Linked DNA regions of Homo sapiens: all the other regions are linked to region 3. A link is a contact called in ENCODE Hi-C or POLR2A ChIA-PET data. All regions are on one chromosome and are shown on one strand. The core of a region is the stretch at or near the end of the contact, and the rest is flanking DNA. Distances in the headings are between cores, read along the strand shown.

Region 1 (4,348 bases), core at 933-3,432, 43 kb before region 3:
CTTTTCTCACATGACAAGAAGTCCAGAGAGTAGAGAGTTCCAGGCAAATGTAGTTGCTGAAAGAAGTCGAGAATTGAGCTGCTGCTTAGAGCTCCTAATTCTCCATCTTTCGTGTGTGACTTTCATTCTTGTTTCACAGGATGGTTGCTCCACCCCCAAACATCACATCCGCATTCCAGACAATGCCAGCCGCATCTATCTTATCTTTCCCAGAAGCCCATTGATTAATTTCTACCGATATCTCTTTAGCCAGAACTTGGTTATTTGGCCTTCTGTAGCTGAAATTCTGGGAATCTAGGAAGATGAGTATTTTTGATAGGGCACATTGCTACCCTGAAAATATATATATATATGGGCTCTGTCTTCTACTAGTAACAAATAAAAGGAGACTGAATTCTTGTATATTCAATTCTTATATATTCACTTTCAAGTTAAGGTGATATTTTTTCTCTCTCTGGTGAAAATACCTGTCCTAGCCATTGCCAAAAAGGACACACTATTTTAAATTCTCCTTTGGTGCTGGAAAAATCTGAGTCATTTACCCCCTACTAGATTTCAGGAAACAGAAGTATAAAATTGCACATTTAATTTGCTACACACTTCAAACTTTAGGAGATGCAAGACTCATGTAGTAAAAGCTGTGCAACTCAAACATCCAATGGGTAGCTTCTCCCCACAAACTGTAATTTTTGCTGGGGCACATTAGGGTATCCAGGGAACTGCTCTGAGCAAGGGGGAGGGAGGTCCAGGTGTACTTGTAGCATATCTGGGGAATTCTGTGTAAGTATCAGTCACCCCCAACCTTTAAGGTTGCCCCATTTCACATCTGTTATGATGAAGGCTTTCGGCTGGGGGACTGTGGTTCTGGCTGTAGAGTCAGAATGAAAGGAACAGCTGAATATCCCTGTTCATGTCAGCATTTCAGGGCAGAGGATGAGTCAAGCACGATGTTTACTGAGCAGAGCCAGAGGCAAGAGCCACTTTTTTCTTGCAGCTCTAAGAATTTTTTGTTGCTTTTTTTGTATGCTTTGTTTCTCATACATCAGCATCATCATGCGTTGCACATACACATTGTACATAACAACTGCTTACAGCATGCCGGGCACTGTACTAAGCCCTCTGCAGGTGATGACTCAATTATTGCTCCCAGCAACCCTCTAAGGTATGCCATGTTATGATCTCCACTTTGCAGAGAAGGAAACAAGCACCGGTTAAGCAACCTGCCCAAGCTAGTATGTGTCAGGGTCAGGACCCCAGCCCAGGCAGCTGGTCCCATGATCTGTGCTCTTGACTTGCGTATATTAACATTTAATATAATCCACTATTTAATATGTATGTAGTGCTGAATTAAACAAGAGTGTGTCATTTAGGAAATGGTGATCAAATCAGTTCACGATCCGATGAATACTCAATGAATGACTACCATGTGTATTTCCTTAAATATACTCAACACTTCCCACCTTCCCCATCAGGGTCCTCACCCAGCAATCCATGTGGGGAAAGGGGCACAAAGTTGGCCCACAGTGGGCACCGAATAGATGCCTGTTTAACAAATAAAAGAATGGGCAACTGGAAGAGAATTTGTAGGATATTCACAGAATCACCAAATCCAGTAATTATTTCAGTCTAGCATTGCAGTGGCACAGAGGCAGTTTTTAAGTTTGTGAATGGCTCTTATGTAAAAGATGTGGCTATTTGAGGATGAAACAAGACAAAATGTGGTGAATGTACTTCAGCCTAAGTGTTTTGGGGGAGGGAGAATTGAGAAAAATCTCTAGGTCTAAACGCTGGAACGGATGACTGATAAAGTTAGAATCTCTCTTAACCAGCTCATTCTAAGTGTGTGAGCATCCGCATTAAACCTAATCTATGGCCTGATACTTAAAAATAACCTGTTATAAAGTAACCATAAAAAAACTCACAGATTTCAGCCTGATTCATTTGGCCACATAAACTACAATCAGCATTAATAGCTTCCGTCAGCATTTATGCCGTACTTTCTATTAGCACGATGGGTTCTACAATCATTTATGAGTTTCTGGAAAGTCTAATAGAAAACACACGTACATGTTCTCTGTGGAAAATACACAATAGGTTTTTGGGGAGTTTTTTGTTTGTTTGTTTGTTTGCTCAGGGATAAGCCAGAAGGTGTCGCCACTGCCCCATGGCTAAAGTCTGGGCCGGGTTCCCTAACCAGAACTTCTCCCCTGATCACTCCTGAGCTCGCTAGCTCTGCAGCTTCCTCCCACATTCAGTCAGTCTCTCTCTCTCTCTCTCTCTCTATCTCTCTCTCTTTCTCTCTCTCTCTCTTCCTCCCTTCTCCTGTTGATAAATAAACATTCAGGCAGCTTACATGCTACAGATGAGTACACAAAAGGAAACTTAATTCGAAGACCTAAGTGATAATCTTTCTCTTCAAATCTACTGTGGCTTTTAAGAGGTTTAGAAAATTATTTGGATCTGGAGTCCCTACCTCCCTTCATACTTTAAGAAAATATTATACTAAAGGCATGCTAAAGTTGTCCTAAATGTTTACCATGCTGGTGTTTTAAACATAGCCAAATACTGGCCAAAGTCTCTTGCCTTTAAAAAAAATATGCATTTTGTTGTTGTACTAATACTTCTGAACATACGCCAAATATAAGGGTGATTTGTGGAGCTGTATTAAATAAAAAGATGCTTCTTTATAAGAATCCCCTATAGAGCTTGGGGAAGCAGCTATGTGGAGAATCTGTGTCTTCCTTAAGAAAGTTTCTGAATTCCTTGGAAATACATCAGAAAACACCCCATTCTCCCCACCACAGAGGAGGGTGGGCAACCAACAGTGTCCTATATCCCAACCCACCATAATTGTAAGACTTAAACGCTATCTTTCAAATAAAGAATCATTTACTGGCTTCTTACTGGAAAGAACTATAGGAGCTTGTCATTTAATTCATCCTCCCCTCTGAGGCTGAAATTCTTTCTAGAACAAACAAATAATACCCATGGCACCACGTGCTGCACACTCTCTGTAGCCCAGCTGACGCCACACGAGGGAACAGTGGGGAATCTGTTGAAGTTGCCATTGCATTTTGCTTTCTCATAAACCGCTGTTTGTCTTTCTGCCTTTCCTGTTTTTAGCAGTGCCTAGAAACGGAGGCCTGGGAATTGCCTCCCCCATGTGAGCCCCTGGGTTGTTCACACCCAGGGCCAATTTGACAACATCCTCCTCTCTGGCTATGAGGCCAAGTCCAGTGTTCTTGGTTCAGTGCCAAAGGTGGACATGAACTCTCTAAACTGTCAAACTAAGAAAATGTGACACACCCATGTGGCCTGGAGAGAGCAAAGCCAAACCCAAAGAGATGCTTCCAGGCAACTTTAGATCCCTAACATGTTAGGAAAGTCAAGAGCAAGCTTCATCCTGCAAGCTCTCCAGGATTCTCCTTGGACCTGGAACATGCTAGGATGTTCAGATAAACTTCACTTCAGACACTGAATTTCTGCCTTGAGCTATCTCTTCTCTCATCTTTCTCTCGGTGTCTTCTTCCCCTTCATCCTCTCATAAACCCAAGTTCTATAGCTGTAATAATAATAATAGCAGTTAACTTTAATCAAGTCTCACTCTGCACCAGACACTAGATGATGTGAACCTGTGAACAAGCATAACTGAGGATTCAAACCCAAATCTCTTATGGCAGAGTGAATGTGCTGCTCTGCTACTGTGTTTGTTATCAGAAGCCATGGCTCCCCGACATACTCGACCCAGATTCTCTGTTTCTTCCTTGATGAAACCAGTGACATGCAAACATAGCCAGAGGGCCCAGGCACAGCAGAGAGCGTCCCATCAGACCTGATAGAAAGTCCCCTTCCCATCTTCTAAAACCTTGCTGCCATTTCTGACTTCATGTGGTCTAAGAATCTGGTGTAGACATTATTTAAAAGACAAAGGGACCTGAAAATCAGCCCCCCCTTACCTGCCATGAGTCCTAGAAAGGTCACTGCGGATGAGAAAACCCCAGTTTCCACCTGCTTTATAATTTTGCCTTTGTGTGGTCATTCATACTCATATAACCTAACTGTAACTGGGCTACTGTTCTCTTTCTTTAAGGACTTTGGCAACTGAGAAAAAAGCTACATGACTCATTTCTAAAACCTGAAAGATGAATGCAGATCTTTATGTAAAGTTTTCTGGTGGGGGAGGGGATTGGTTACACTGCCCATCACAGAGCTGAACATCCTCAAAATCCCCTTAGAATATCTTTGCCTCTCCTCAAAATTGAGCTCGTTATAGCAGCATCTACATTTCTGCCTGCTTGGCCTGCACCTGCCCTTTTCCTCACCCTCCCAATCCTCCTGGGCCCTGCTG
Region 2 (4,337 bases), core at 1,665-4,164, 49 kb after region 3:
CTCCCAGATCAGAGCCTTGGGGCCACAAGCAGGGATGGACTGTGGGGAGATTAATGAAAGGCCTTTCCAAGTTTCATAACTGCCCGCCCTCCTCCTCAGAGAGCAACCGGCGGCCATGGCATTGGTCTGTGTGAAAAAAAAAGAGTATCCATTTTGTCTTGGCTTTGGGAACATTCTTCCCCTCACTGTTCCCTGTTCAATGATATGGATTTGGTCATACTACTTGGTTTGGCAGCATATAAAATTTTCATAAACAGAATACTTCACATTCATGTATTGCTTTTCTGTTTTCCAAATTAGCCTACAGACAAAACTTGGGGGACCTAGAATATAAATTGTATACACCAGAAGTAAAGGCAGAAGGAAATGTTACAGCTCAGAAAAGGGAGGTGGGAAGGTGGTGAGGGCCGGGGAGTGCGGGTGTGCTGTTGTCGGATATTCCAGCGCCTGCCTGTGTCAGGACGGTTCCAGGCCCAGTGAGGTATGGAGGAACCAAACAGATGTTCTCAGCCCTAGCAGCACCTCCATTCCCATCACAAGCCAATAGATTCCTCCTAACAGTTAACAAATCCCAAAGTGAAGATTTAAGTAGGTTGTTTAATACCTATAAAAGTAGCCACAAGAATGAATGAGGATAATAGCAGTGTGTACAAAAATCCATGGAAGACATGAGACAGTGTAAAGTTGCTAAAAATCCCTGTCATAGTAGGGGGAGTGGATACAGTTTAAATAGGACAATTTCAAGAAATAGATTATAAAGGAATTATCTAAGGTTGTGGTGGGAATTACCAGAAGTAAAAAGACATGGTCAAGGAGTGTACATCCAGGGCATGAGCTCAGAGCTGGGGCAGAGAGACATACTCTCCAACAGCCCTTGCCACATTTTGTTCATGTGTATGCATTACTGTTATAAATAAATTAAGGTAAATGATTAAAAAGCAACTTCACCTACCCCAGGAGGAATGTGAGGTGGATATTATCATTCCCATTCTCATTTTATATGTGAAGAAATAGTAGGCCGGGCGCGGTGGCTCATGCCTATAATCCCAGCACTTTGGGAGGCCGAGGTGGGCGGATCACCTGAGGTTGGGAATTCAAGACCAACCTGACCAACATGGAGAAACCCCGTCTCTACTAAAAATACAAAATTAGCTGGGTGTGGTGGCACATGCCTGCAATACCAGCTACTTAGGAGGCTGAGGCAGGAGAATCACTTGAACCCAGGAGACGGAGGTTGCGATGAGCCGAGATCATGCCATTGCACTCCAGCCTGGGCAACAAGAGTGAAACTCCATCTCAAAAGAGAGAGAAAAGAAAGAAAGAAATAGTAGCCCAGCCCTGTTGTGTGATTAGAAACCAAGTCTCCTGATCATTGGCTTCAAATTCCGCCTGCACAACCCAAAACCTTCTGCTTTTGGATGCAGACTGACTAGGGTTGGAATGCTCAAGTGACTGCTGTGAACCTTGAGCAGCTCACTGTTCATCTTTGAAAATAGGGAGAATACAACTACTACCCCTCCCTGGGTTACGCTAATCACATAGCACAGGGCCTGGTACAAAACAGGCCCTCAAAAATGTCAGTTTCAGCCAGGCGTAGTGGCTCATGCCTATAATTCCAGCATGTTGAGAAGCCAAGGTGGCTTGAGCCCAGGAATTCGAGACCAGCCTAGACAACCTGGAGAAATCCCATCTCTACTAAAAGTAGAAAAATTAGCTGGGCATAGTGGCACAGGCCTGTAGTCCCAGCTACTTGGGAGGCTGAAGTGGGTGGATGGTTTGAGTCTGGGTGATCAAGGCTGCAGTAATCAGAGATCTTGCTACTGCACTCCAGACTGGGAAACAGAGCGAGACCCTGTCTCAAAAAAACAAAACAAAAAACAAACAAACAAAAACTGTCAGTTTCCTCTCTTTATGTTTAGTTTTAAACCCATCCAAAATTTGGAACATTAATATCATTTGTTGATCAGGTTGTCTTTCTTCTCATTTCATGTGATGTATCACGAATTCCGACTAAATTTAAAGCAATTCATTCTCGGCCATATCAAAGGATTTGTCACAACTTAGCGAGGTAGAAAATGTCAAGTTTAAAACATGTGGCAGGAAGATGTGACTTCATGGACACACACAATCAATGGTCCAAGTAGGTGAGTGTTTGTGGTTGTGGGGTGAGGGGTACTGGGAAGGGTTTTACTTTCAGTTCCCTGAATACCTGTTTCCCACTCACCACACTGAGAGGTCACCCTTAGAGTCACTCCTTTGCACCTGGAAGAATTGTGGATCTCCCTGGTTCCCTGTGAAAAAGTCTAAGTGTCCCCAGGCATAGAAAAAGCAGCTGTACAGCTTAGAGAACAGTATACTGGGACTAGACCACTGGAGAACGGCCTGGGAACAGATAGGGGAGGAGAAAGAGGGAGGAAAACAGAGAAGCACTGAAGGAGAAGGCACCAGGGACAAGGGACAATTCCCCCAGATCCACGGCTTTCTTCTGCTTGTTATAACCCATGAGAAGCAGAACATCCTCCCAAAGACACTGCATCATTGGCACACAGTATATGCTAGGTTGGCACTCTACTAATGCTTCACGGCATTTGCACATTTAATTATCACAACAATCCCATCAGGTTGTCACTATTATTCTTCCCATTTTACAGCTTAAGAAACTGAGACACAGAGAGGCTAAGTGTCATATCCAAGTCACAGGGCTGTGTGATAGAGCCTGGAAATGAGCCCAAGAAGCTTGACTCCAATGTCAAACTCTGCACCACCACATTAGAAACACACTCCCCACGCAGAAACACACACACACACACACACACACACACACACACACACACTGTGGGAGGACTCTCAGGGAACTCCTGCTTTCACAGACTGCTAGGTGCCAAGTTCTGCTTTTTAGAGCCAGTGAGATAAGGAGAACTTGCTCTATTTCATGTAAGAAAGCTTATCTGTTACTAACATAGTAGATTTATCCTCTGTCAATCCAGAAGAAAGAACTAGACCTGAAGGGTGGAGCTTGTAGGAAGAAGACAGTAGTTCAACATAAGCAGTATAAAAAGAAGGGCTGCTGTGATAGGTAATGAGCTACCAGTCAGTGGACGTGTTTTTGGTTTGGCAGCTGCAGTCTAGGAATGAGCAGATGGTCTACATCCTGGGGACGAGATTGGAAGAGATGAGAACCAAAGCCCCTCCCAGCCCAGGCAGTCAATCTGAACACACTTCTCCAGACCTGCTGTTGCAAAGCAGTGTGCCGAATCAACAGGAGATGCATGTTAAATAAAACCCGACCCAGCCTCTCAAAAGTTTACAGTGAGATTCTCAGGTTTTCCAATATCATCTTCATAGAGTTCCTGGAGGAATTTAAGAAAGTACAGTGAAGATTCATTCCTTTCATCTCCTAAGGGTAAGTCCGTTCTGACCTGCCCAATAACCCTTTCTCTTCTCTGTCTGCTTCCGGAGAGCACTGTGAGAAGTCAGTCTTCTTTAAAAAAAAAAAAAAAAAAAAGTAAGAAAGAAAAAAAGAAAGACACATATATGATATGTTCTACATCTTTGCCTCTGAAGAGGAAATGCTCTGTGTTACTGTAAATAATAATTTGCAGGTCAGTGAAGGTTGTTAAATGCCCCTGATACCTTTTCTCACTTCCCTCCAGACTCTCGTAATTACTATTGCTCTGAACCCAGCGGGCAAGATGCACATTTCTCTGTCCAGGAAATGACAGCAGCAGTGTGGTACCCTCTTCTCACTTCGGGGAAAGACTGTGTATCTGCATATTGAGCCTGTCCAGAGTCCGTGTCAGAGCCGGGTATGTGCCTGCCTGGAAATAGCTGCATGGAAATGCAGGAAGTGGTTGCCCAAAAGACCTGAGGCTGCAGGTCATAGCCCCTGGGTTCTAAAGCTGGCTCTACCACAAGCTGCGTGACCTCAGACAAGTCACAAAATCTTCTGGGACTCTGTTTCTTCATCCGTAAAGCCAAGAACACAGCACTTACCATGACTCATAAATACTAATATATAATGAGAACTCATTCTTTTATTCAATATCTCATTCAAACACATATGAATCATCACTAAGGACCAGGCACTGTTTTAGTCCCCGGGGGTGCAGTAGTAAACAAAACAGCGAAAGTCTCCCTCTCCCTGGAGTTCCACTGGGAGAAGCAGATAAATAAATGAATAAACAAAACATATGGGATTTCTAAGGGCTTTGGCAAAAAGCAAAGCCTAGAAGGGTTAGGAGGAGTGCTGAGGAAAAAAAAGGGGTGTCTCTAAGAGGGTGCCATTGAGATATAGGCTCAAAGGAGGTAAGAAGGTGAGCTGAGAGATCACTGGGGAA
Region 3 (4,414 bases), core at 1,385-3,884:
TCTGACTGAAGAATGAACAGTACATGAATGAATGAGGGAGTTAAACATTTACCACATTATTTTGGAAAGTAATCACATCTCTTCAGAGACTAGAACAGATATACCATTAATTTTTGTATCACTAAAGAGGAAAATGTTTTCCATCACCTCACCACAGTATTTCTTATCATCAATTATAAGGAGCATTCTAATTTTAAGGGTGATAAAACAAAAACACATGCGTATCTTACTATTAATGAGTTACAGTAAAGAAATGTACTCAAAGCAAAACTCAGTTCCACAGATCTTCTCATTCCACTGGGAACTCATTTCAAAATTGTCCAAAGCCTCAGAGTGGGAAAAGAGTGGGAAGGAGGAAAGGCTTGGAGTCACAGGGTTAAAGAAGAACAGCTAAGGAAGTTCTGCCAAGGGCCACAGTTGTGAGTGCCTTGAGGTTTTCAAGGGTGGTGGCCATTGCCATTGGGCAGCCTCCAGCTGAAACCCAACAGGCAGGGCACACAAATGACATCAATTAATCTGAGATTGGTAATGACATGTTTGTTTTGGATTGAAGGAATGCTATTGTGGCTTCTATGCAGTGATTGGGTTGCTGTGGATGAAGGGTGGGGAGATGTGTATCCTGGACACAGTCATTCCATGGCCCTTGGGAGCCATCCAAGATGGTTCCAGGGTGTTTTTGGTAATTGGGAGTCTCTGGTAAAAGCATTTTCTCCAGGAACTTCAAAGAAAAGTCGCAAGTGTGCATTTTGATCCTGTGAGGCTAACACTCACCTGTGGATGGCCATGGGGCATTTCCAATGAGCCCTGCCTGGCTTGTTGGAAGGAACTATAATGCTCTAGAGTTGATTCACATCACTTTTTTTTTTTTTTAAAGGAAGTCTTCTTTCTCTGACTATGTAAACACTGGGGCTAAGGGGAAGTCATTTCCCCATTTCCAGAATACAGTCCAAGTTCACGAGTTCGACATTTCAAACCAGACCCATGCCCTTGGTGGTCAGGTTGGTTTTCCTTTGGCCAAACACAACCTTCTGCACTTGAAGAGGGCAGCCTGGGGTGGAAGGACACTTACAGGGCTTATTTAAAAGGGCACCAAAGTCTTCTGGGAGAGAAAATAGCTCTTTCCAGAGAGATTTTCATGATTAAGTGCAAATGAATCTGAAACACATGGATCAAATTTCCCTAAAATTACACACAGTTTTAAAAATTAAAGGGGTAAAGGGAAAGGTATTTCTGGTAACCCCAAAACATATGAAGAGACACACTTAATGCAAACAAAAATAAACCAAACAATGGTGTCTGGAGCCTTCTATTGGTACAGAACCCAGCTGAGCTTTGTCCTTTCTTGGCTAGTAAGGCTGAGGCCCTCCCCACTCATCACCTAACGGGGAGAATCTGCCGCCGGAAGGCCTTCTTCAGCTGAGATGCACTGCAATTTTTAAGAAGGAGGCAGGGCAGCCAGGGAGAAAAGCCCATTTTCTGTCAGTTAAGCCTCTCCATTAGTTACCTTTACCTTTATGAATGCTGTTAAGATTTGGGCTTTAACATACATAACTTGAAATCAGTAATATCCTTCATGCTTGCATGATTTGTTGGCTCCATATGTAACCTCTTGGCCCATTAAATTGGCTCCAACTCAAATCCTGTTGTTTCTTTACTTTCAGCTTTCTTTTTGTTGAAAAAAAGGGGGCATGGAGTAGAGGAAGAAGCAAGCAGAAGAAATGGGGAGAAGCTAGAGAAAGAAGAAAAAAATGGGATTCTTTCTACTGAAATTTCTAAATGTGGAACTCATTGTCTGTACTGGCTTTGAGGCAGAAAAAAAAACCTAAGAGTTTAAATATTTGTTGAAGTCTGGATTTCTCCCTGCACCCGTCCCCCCATTCCCTCTAGTAAAATTAAAGCTGAAGCTAGCAGTTCATGTCTAGCTCTTGAAATGTCACCGGCAACACTGCTATTATTCTGATTTTCTGGGCAACGCCCGTCGGTTCCCTGCTGCAGTTCAATTAAACTAACTCTGCCTCTCTCAGATCTGGCCTGACAGCTGCATTGAATTTGGGTTCATTGGGTGATTTATCGGGCTGGGTGATGTACAGCCACATGATTTAGGAGTGCAAAAAAACTCTGGAATGCACCAAAAAAGCAATATATGCATTATTATTAATAATAATAATAAAGATAAATGTCAGCCCCAAGTGACTCTGGTGGCCCTCGCCACTCCATTTAACATTTTAACGGTGGCATATGGCCCCTGCATGGCACTTGGTTCTGTCTGGTGCCTTCAAGGAGGCTAAGAAAAGGTTATTTGTCAAATGCTGGGTCAGAGTAAAGGGGGGATATTTTCAAAGCTCTGGGTCAGACCAGCCCAGCTGCATTCCTGTCCCTGTCATTGAACAAGCTGAACTTTGTCACATTATTAAGCTGTCAGCAACGCCAGGGCGTTGTTTAGATTTCTGGTGGGAACTCCTCACACATGCTCTGGGGCTCCATGGGGATTTTATCAACACCATTGTAAAACATGCACAAATGAGCTGTGCTGCAATTTCCCTGGGAAGACCAGCTCATTCGGCCTCATCAGGCAGGAATGGAAATACCAGAGCCAGGCTCTTTCTTGTGCCACCCACAGGCAGCCTCCCTGGTGCCCTCTGCAAACACCCACCACACAGCAGGTCCCTTGCTCTTCACGCGACTTCTCCCTGGGTGTTGATGGCTGAGAGCTCTGCCTTGGCCCTAGCCAGATTGGAAGCTGAGCGTCTTGGAGTTCAGATTCATGTGGAGCTGATGTGGCCCAATGAGACTGTGGTTGAAGTCCAACTTTAGCCCCTCAGCTTCTCTGTTTATCCCTCTTTCCCCCCTCAGTTCAGTTTGTCCCTCACCCCTGAGATCCAAATGTTCTCATATTGTTAGTCTTCCAGTCTGGGAGCTGGGAAAGCTTCAGATACAAATTAGAAAAGTTGAATCCTCAAGAATTTTCGGGTGCACCTTCTCCGTAAGGAAGGTCTGCAATCAAAGGAAACTGAAAGCGAAAGCCATGCTTCAAATTTTAGCTATCAACAAGACTCCAGGGAAGGGACTCAAGACTGGGGGCCATCCAGCAGCTTTCAAATCATGCCACTGCTGTCAGTACACACTTTACCTTTGCATGGAACTTCCTGAGTGTGGGGAAAAGGGCATGGGCAAAACATGAGTTCTGATGGTAACAGGGATGCCTGCCATATAGCTCCAGGACCTTCAGGTCTAGCACAGCAGCATTCCCACCATGGACAGCCCGTACCTGAAGGGAAGAAGCAGGCTTCAGGACAGCCTGGGAACACTTGGAATCTGTTCAAACATCAGGCTAGCTCTGAGCACCATGAGGGAAAAACCAACTCTGTCCCCTACTGGCTGTGTGACTTTGGGCCACAAACATCTGTGCAATGGATATATAACAGTAGCATGTGGTTTGTAGGCTGAAATGAAGACCAATCAAGATAATGCGAATAATAATGCTATGTATACTCCTAAACCTAGTAAGCAGTCAATAAATTGTAACTATTGTTAGTCCCATCACAAATCAGCTCATCCAGCTGATCTTCTTTTCTCCAACATCACATACGTGAATATGGCAAGGCAGGAAACAACCCCCTCAGACTGGACCACACAGACAATCACTTTCCAAATAAGGACCTATCCTAATCTTGAGACATCTTGGAGGGATACCAGTCATACAAGCATCCTTAGAAACTACTTTTAGGGTCCCCTTCACCCATTAAAAACTTATTAGCGTTAAGAAAACAAATAGATAGATAGATGGATGAATAAATATATGAAATATATGTGTGAATGAATAGGGTGATAGTATGTGTGAAGTACCTGTATTTATATTCTAAATATAATCTATGCATATATGTGTATACATATGGACATATGCACATAGATGACGAATGGCTGAAATATATAGCATGTATTGCGTGTATCTTAATGTGTATATGTTTATCTGTTTACATGTATGAAAACATTTGTATAAAGAGAAATGTCAGATGAATGGAAAATGGACGGATGGATAGAGAGAGGGAGAGAGACCTATCCCAGATGATTGTTGTCATTTGGAGTGTTACAACTCTGACCCTCTCTTTTCTAAAGAAATCAGAATCCAGGCCTGGGCACTCTTTGGCACCCCTAGCTCTTTCTACTTTGGTGTGCTTCTGCTCCAGGTTCTGGTTCTGGCTCTGCCACCAAACCAGCTGTGTGAATTTGAGAAACTCACTCGACCCTCTGGACACAAAGGAAGGTCCATTAATGACTCGGTCCTTCTCTAACTTACATGATTCTTTTTCAACTTGCAAGATCAAAAACAGACCAAAGGAGTCAGAGCCACCATTCAGAATCCACAGGCCACATGGGCTGAAACAACGTAGGCAGTGACACTTACACAAATGAG

Evidence for each region. A loop is a pair of places that touch in the nucleus more often than their neighbours do. ChIA-PET counts read pairs that join two places held with the same protein, here RNA polymerase II (POLR2A). Pooled maps may share reads with other maps.
Region 1: a loop to region 3 is called in a map of Caco-2, with 4 times the contacts of the local background. The contact joins two enhancer-like sites. A Hi-C loop is called at or near these places in 1 of 168 maps with a recorded cell type or tissue (Caco-2) and 1 of 50 pooled maps. POLR2A ChIA-PET finds 5 or more read pairs at or near these places in 2 of 52 experiments (MCF 10A and activated naive CD4-positive, alpha-beta T cell).
Region 2: a loop to region 3 is called in a pooled map, with 11 times the contacts of the local background. The contact joins two enhancer-like sites. A Hi-C loop is called at or near these places in 2 of 168 maps with a recorded cell type or tissue (Caco-2 and astrocyte of the cerebellum) and 2 of 50 pooled maps. POLR2A ChIA-PET finds 5 or more read pairs at or near these places in 7 of 52 experiments (Caco-2, K562, OCI-LY7 and 3 more).

The regions. Positions count from the first base shown.
Region 1 is chr6:45,920,770-45,925,117 of GRCh38, reverse strand. The region is part of intron 4 of CLIC5 (chloride intracellular channel 5); the gene reads left to right. Among named protein-coding and RNA genes, the nearest start is that of CLIC5, 93 kb to the left of the region's middle. RefSeq lists an enhancer at 663-812. Within about 2 kb of position 2,182, at least 2 of the 41 ENCODE cell types and tissues checked have a DNase peak (open chromatin) inside an H3K27ac peak, as active enhancers do.
Region 2 is chr6:45,830,113-45,834,449 of GRCh38, reverse strand. No RefSeq gene overlaps it. Among named protein-coding and RNA genes, the nearest start is that of CLIC5, 180 kb to the left of the region's middle. Within about 2 kb of position 2,914, at least 2 of the 41 ENCODE cell types and tissues checked have a DNase peak (open chromatin) inside an H3K27ac peak, as active enhancers do.
Region 3 is chr6:45,878,436-45,882,849 of GRCh38, reverse strand. It overlaps a transcript of CLIC5 not described here. Among named protein-coding and RNA genes, the nearest start is that of CLIC5, 140 kb to the left of the region's middle. RefSeq lists an enhancer at 33-3,286. Within about 2 kb of position 2,634, at least 2 of the 41 ENCODE cell types and tissues checked have a DNase peak (open chromatin) inside an H3K27ac peak, as active enhancers do.